Regions from separate parts of the Homo sapiens genome. Here region 1 is linked to region 2. Evidence: read pairs that join two places in POLR2A ChIA-PET (ENCODE). Cell type or tissue: OCI-LY7. All regions are shown on one strand. Links, peaks and the distances in the headings refer to the core of each region. The heading gives the core; the rest is flanking DNA.

Region 1 (2,908 bases), core at 184-2,683, 92 kb after region 2:
CTGATTCTCTCTGAACATTTAGTACGTGTTTTCTTTTGTTCTCTACTCCTGGCATCCCTCAGAGCCTTGCTTGTTGCTGTGGGTGTCACCAGGCTGGTGCCCAGCTAATGTCTGATTTTATTTCCTGTTCATAATTGGTGCCCTAAGGGCTAGAGGTATGGTCTTCTCCACTCAAATGCCTCTGTTTTGGCATCAAGGGGCAAATCTTCCAAGATGGGTACATGAGTATTTTCAGGGAGGAAAATTAGAGAAAAGTTGTTTCTACTCCAGGTACGTGTCTGTCTCCCATGGATCAGTGAATATCATATAGTCACTGCAGCTCCCCGACGTAGCTCTTGCCCCAGAGAAGCTCTGTGTCCACTTGAATCTCCAGTGTTGTTTGGTCTTCCTTCTCCCAGATGCCAGCCAGGTCTCTCCTCCAGCCAGGTCTCTCCCCCGCCCCCCGCATGCGGGTTGTTGTGTGTGTCCGGGGCGGGGGTGGGGAGGGCATGCCAGCGGGGCGGGGTCAGTAGCCCGCCACTCTCCCTTACCGTGTGTGCTGCTGGAGGTGGGAGAGCTGGCGGAAGGCCTTCTGGCAGTAGGAACAGTTGTAGGGCTTGGCCCCCGAGTGGATACGGAGGTGCTGGGCCAGGTAGGAGGTGTTGGCGAAGGTCTTGGAGCAGTGCGGGCACTTGTGGGGCTTGATGGTCTCCGTGTGCATCTTGGAGTGGATCCTGCCGGAGAGGAGAGGAGGGAAGGGGGGAGGAGGAAGCAGTTCGACACCAGGGGCTCAGCTCTCTGCTGGGTGAAATGACGTTGCTTGACGGATGAGAGCACCCCCTTCCTCCCTCCTCCCAAAAACACTCCAGCCTGGATAGGCAAATGAAGAGGACACCCAGATCTAGGTTGTTGCTGATCGTAAGTCGGTGGCTAGAATGGCAGTGAGATGATGAAGAGCTGCAACCCATGGCTCCTGGTAACCTTAAAGTAGTCAATCTCATCAACCCTCCGCTTTCTCCTAAGGTTAACACACTCACCACAGACACCCTGCTTCCAAATAGTAATCTGAACAAAGACCAATACCGCCTGTTCCCCATGGACCTGAAGTTGAATGCACACCTTGGCTCTGAACTGAAGCATATAGTAAAAGCAGGCCTGCTCTGCAGAAGATTTCCAAACACAGACACAGAGAGAAACCACAAAAATTGTTCCAGACTTTGGAATTGGAGACCACAATTTTCAAGGCCCCCCAAATAGCTAGGATATATAATTTCCACAGACAGTAATAGGAGGTTGAGGCTACCAATGGGCAAAGGTGAAAGGGAAAGAATAATACATGTGGAGAGAGGAGTAGGTGCAGGCAACATGGTCTTAGGGTTCACGGCCAGGTGGTGGGGTAAACCAAGAGCAGCCTTACCGGGTGTGCTGCTGAAGGTGGGAGAGCTGGCGGAAGGATTTCTCACAGAAGTTACAACTGTAGGGCTTAGCCCCTGAGTGTATACGGATGTGCTGGGCCAGGTAGGAGCTGTTGGCGAAGGTCTTGGAGCAATGTGGGCACTTGTGGGGCTTGGTCTCGGTGTGTGACTTGGAGTGGATCTGCATCTCCGACTTGGAGTAGAATGTCAGTGAGCACATCCGGCACCTGAGCCAAGTGAGGGCAATGGTTAGAACCCTTCCCATCAAGAAGGTGTGGCTGAACCCTCCCCTCTACTTCCAAGAGAAGCCCACCTATCTGAGGTCTCTCCTACTCCAACTTGAGAGTAGAGCTCTATATATTCATCTTTATGGCCTAAGCTTCTAACATGGTGCCCAGCACATTATAAATATTCAATAAATGTTTGCTGAATGACTGGACTGCCTCCATGTGCAAAAATGTATTTCAACCAGATAAAACAGAAACAGTATGAACTCTGGGCAGATGCGAATTTCAATGGGCCAGGAATATCAGTTAACTTGTTTGCCTTCTGCTTACAGCTTGATTTCAAACATTTAAGGAATTCCTTGCTCTGATGTTCCTATGTATGAAGCACATGCCTCTGTATTCCTCAAGACCCCGAGATGATAATGAGGAACAACTAACTGGATCCTCTCCTGTCTCCATAGATAATTTTCTTCCCTCAGATTTTCCCCTACTTCCTTTTTGGCAGCGATTCCTAGAGGGATGGGGGTGAGGAAGTATCAGAATTATTTGGAGGGGCTTTTTCAAACCAGGTATGTCTGCTCTCCACCCTCTTATCTGATGTTGCATCCATCATCTACCCACCCCTTGCCCACAGCCCCTTGACAATCAAGTGAAAACCACTTTTGCAATGACCAACGTAGCTGCTAGGGGAAGGTGCCATCCCTCAAGCATTTGGGAGAAAAATGATTACAAAACACCTATCTTCCACGCTAAACCTTTCCTCTTCCCTAGCACATGGAGCCAGTGTCAGCACTCTGGGTTGACATCAGTAGCACCTGATCGTACTTTCACTCATCCCAAGCTGGTAATCCTTTCCACTCTGGTATTGTCCACCAAATATCAATAAGGAGGCCTCTGAGCAAGTTAAGCCACAACTATTCAGACTTTACTGAGTAAAAGCTATCTTTCATTTTCGTAAACAATTCACCAGTGTAAAATGGGAGCTGGTAGAAAAGGCAATGGCCTGGAAGCCAGGCAATTAGCACAAGTCCCTCTTCTTTGGGTTCTCCCTAACTTATCTTCTTAAGAGAGGCTTCAGATGGTGTGGGATCATGATTTCTGCACTTTTTTCATCTCAGGAGAATTTTTTAGTTACCAGCTTATTGATCCCTGGCAGTTGTCTGAGATGCCCAATCATTGCAGGAGAGAGGGGGAGGCTCTGTTTATAGTGAGCATAATCCAAAGGACACAACCAGTGGGAATCAGGATGCCTGGGTTCTACTCAGGCTTCAGTTACAAACTTGCTCA
Region 2 (2,908 bases), core at 95-2,594:
AATTTTGGCCAGGCGTGGTGGCTCACGCCTGTAATCCCCGCACTTTGGGAGGCCAAAGCGGGCGGATCACGAGGTCAGGAGGTGGAGACCATCCTAGCTAACACGGTGAAACCCCGTCTCTACTAAAAATACAAAAAATTAGCCGGGCATGGTGGCAGGCGCCTGTAGTCCCAGCTACTCAGGAGGCTGAGGCAGGAGAATGGTGTGAACCCGGGAGGCGGAGTTTGCAGTGAGCCGAGATGGCGCCACTGCACTCAAGCCTGGGCGACAAAGCGAGACTCCGTCTCAAAAAAAAAAAAAAAAAAAAAATTACGTGGGCATGGTTGTGGCACGCCTGCAATCCCAGCTACTCAGAGGCTGAGGCAGGAGAATCGCTTGAACCCAGGAGGCGGGAGTTGCAGTGAGCAGAGATCGTGCCACTGCACTCCTGCCTGGGTGACAGAGTGAGACTCCATCTCGAAAACAACAACAACAACAACAACAACAACAAATAAAGTCATAAGAGATACCTTAAGTTAGGGGAAAACCTGCCACCTAAAATCAAGGGTGCAGGATTCTTCAGTGTGTCGCTTCCTCCTGATATCTCTACAGCCCCAGCAAAAATTCACGAGTGACCATGGTTCACACAGGGATCTGTAGTGCTTAATATGGATACCGGCCAGGCATGGTAGCTCACGCCTGTAATCCCAGCACCTTGAGAGGCCAAGGCAGGTGGATCACCTGAGGTTAGGAGTTGGAGACTGGCCTGACCAATATGGAGAAACCCCCTCTCTACTAAAAAATACAAAATTAGCTGAGCATGGTGGTACATGCCTGTAATCCCAGCTACTCAGGAGGCTGAGGCAGGAGAATCGCTTGAACTCAGGAGGCGGAGGTTGCAGTAAGCCGAGATCGCACCATTGCACTCCAGCCTGGGCAACGAGTAAAACTCCTTTGAAAAAAAAAAAAAAAAAAAAAAAGCCAGGCACAGTGGCTCATGCCTGTAATCCCAGCAATCTGGGAGGCAAAAGCAGGTGGATCATGAGGTCAGGAGATTTAGACCAGCCTGGCCAACATGGTGAAACCCTGTCTCTACTAAAAATACAAAAATTAGCTGGGCATGATGGCGTCTGTCTGTAATCCCAGCTCCTCGGGAGGGTGAGGCAGGAGAATCGCTCGAACCTGGGAGGTGGAGGTTGCAGTAAGCCAAGATCGCGCCACAGCACTCCAGCCTGGCGGCAGCACTACACTGTCTCAAAACAAACAAACAAACAAAAAAAATGTGGATACCTTTACCTTTGGGCTCTGTCTCCATAGGTTCCTCTGTTCTCTCCTTCACCTCTGCCTTTTCCACTTTCTCCTCTCCCTCAGGGGGTTCAACAACGACCTTTTCATCCTCTGAGGCAGGGGCAGGGGCCTGTGTACACTTCAAAGGAAAAAAAAACAAAAACAAAACAGATGAAGCAGACAGGCCAGCAACTAAAAGGAAGACTGGACTTACACATTTGTCTTTAGTATGGCATTCAGTCACCCCATCTCTTACCTCAATGGCAGTCTCAGGGGCTGTAGATTTAACCTCCTTTTCTCCTTCTATGCTCTCTTCTTCTTTGAGGCTATTTTCCTCTATTTTTATCCCATCTTCTGCAGAACAATAAAAGACAATCAATTAGGAAGAAGGTACTAGATCAGAGAGAAGGTCATTTCTTCCCAGTTTGTCTCATCTTAAATTGTCCTCTCGTGCCTTTAAGAGCCAGCCCTATTCTTAGGACGGCCCTCCTAAACTGAGAGGGAATTGCTGTGTGTCCTGCCAGACTACCCTGTTAGAACTGAGCACAGGGGAGCAGAAAAATAGGCCAGGACAAAAAGAGAGGGACAGAAAATGATAGGACAGGCAGACTTACCAGCAGGTGGGACAGGTGCAGGAGTGTTGGGCTGCGTGTCCCCTGGAGTGGAGGGTGTAGGAGTTTTTGGGGAGGGTGACCCTGGCTGGGACATCTTCTTGTTTTCCTCCACCTCAGCCAGTTCAGGCATGCTCCAGCGCCCATTAACATGTTCAAACTCCTGAACCTGTAGCAATGGGACAAGAAGTTGAAGACCCAATTCCAGCTACAGGCTCCTTTCCTATTGGCCTTCCAGTCTCCGCCTCCCGGGTTCAAGCAATTCTCCTGCCTCAGCCTTCTGAGTAGCTGGGAATACAGGTGCCCGCCACCACGTGCAGCTAATTTTTGTATTTTTAGTAGAGATGGGGTTTCGCCATGTTGACCAGGCTAGTCTCTAACTCCTGACCTCAAGTGATCCACCCGCCTCAGCCTCCCAAAGTGCTGGGATTACAGGTGTGAGCCACTGCGCCTGGCCCCCTAGAAACAATGGCAAGAGGCTCAGGGCTCACCTTCTTGCGAATCAAAGACATAACACCAATTCTAGTAAGGACATGCTGGCGAGACAGGCCTTCTCGGGGGACACCATCAGCAAAGGTCTCAGCCCCATCTGCCCCCGGCTCACATAAATGCCGCATGAAAAGAGAGACATATGCCCTGTGTAAAGAAGTAGAGAAAGAGTTAAATAGGGATCATGCTGACTCTTAGATTCTTTTCCATCCCTTCGTGAGGCATTATCACAGGCAATAACTATGGCTCCACCTTGAGGTAAAGCCCACCACTGCACGGGAAGGCTGATCTCTAGACCCCACAAGAAGACCCAGGTTCTCTTCCAGGGAAGCTAGGAACACATTACTAACAGCTTCACCTGCCAACTTCAACAGAGAAAATAGCCCACTTCCCTGCACGGCTAGGCCTAGAACCATGGAATGACCAGATAGATAGCAGAAGCCCTTGCTCTAGATCAGTCCACTCCAGCCCTCAACTCACTTGAACTCTTTCTCTGATTTGCCTCGCAGGTCTCTTACAAGCCACTGGGTAGTAAAAGCATC

Evidence for each region. ChIA-PET counts read pairs that join two places held together with the same protein. Peaks named below come from ENCODE experiments on the same cell type or tissue, not always from the same donor. Only the 100,000 strongest peaks of a DNase experiment are listed, where the experiment ranks them.
Region 1: POLR2A ChIA-PET joins it to region 2 with 5 read pairs; 13 of 35 experiments call an interaction of 5 or more read pairs at or near these places.

The regions. Positions count from the first base shown.
Region 1 is chr12:6,671,820-6,674,727 of GRCh38, forward strand. It overlaps ZNF384 (zinc finger protein 384), which reads right to left. Exons shown (of 12, transcript NM_001385745.1): 8 at 1,397-1,621; 9 at 531-713. Among named protein-coding and RNA genes, the nearest start is that of ING4, 10 kb to the left of the region's middle. In OCI-LY7, for the core only: no CTCF peak of the experiment used is centred there; no DNase peak of the experiment used is centred there; H3K27ac peaks cover 123 bases.
Region 2 is chr12:6,579,769-6,582,676 of GRCh38, forward strand. CHD4 (chromodomain helicase DNA binding protein 4) reads right to left here. Exons shown (of 40, transcript NM_001273.5): 29 at 2,847-2,908; 30 at 2,369-2,513; 31 at 1,881-2,046; 32 at 1,523-1,620; 33 at 1,276-1,405. It overlaps CHD4-AS1 (CHD4 antisense RNA 1), which reads left to right. Exons shown (of 3, transcript NR_199067.1): 3 at 2,876-2,908. It also overlaps SCARNA11. Among named protein-coding and RNA genes, the nearest start is that of CHD4-AS1, 13 kb to the left of the region's middle. In OCI-LY7, for the core only: no CTCF peak of the experiment used is centred there; no DNase peak of the experiment used is centred there.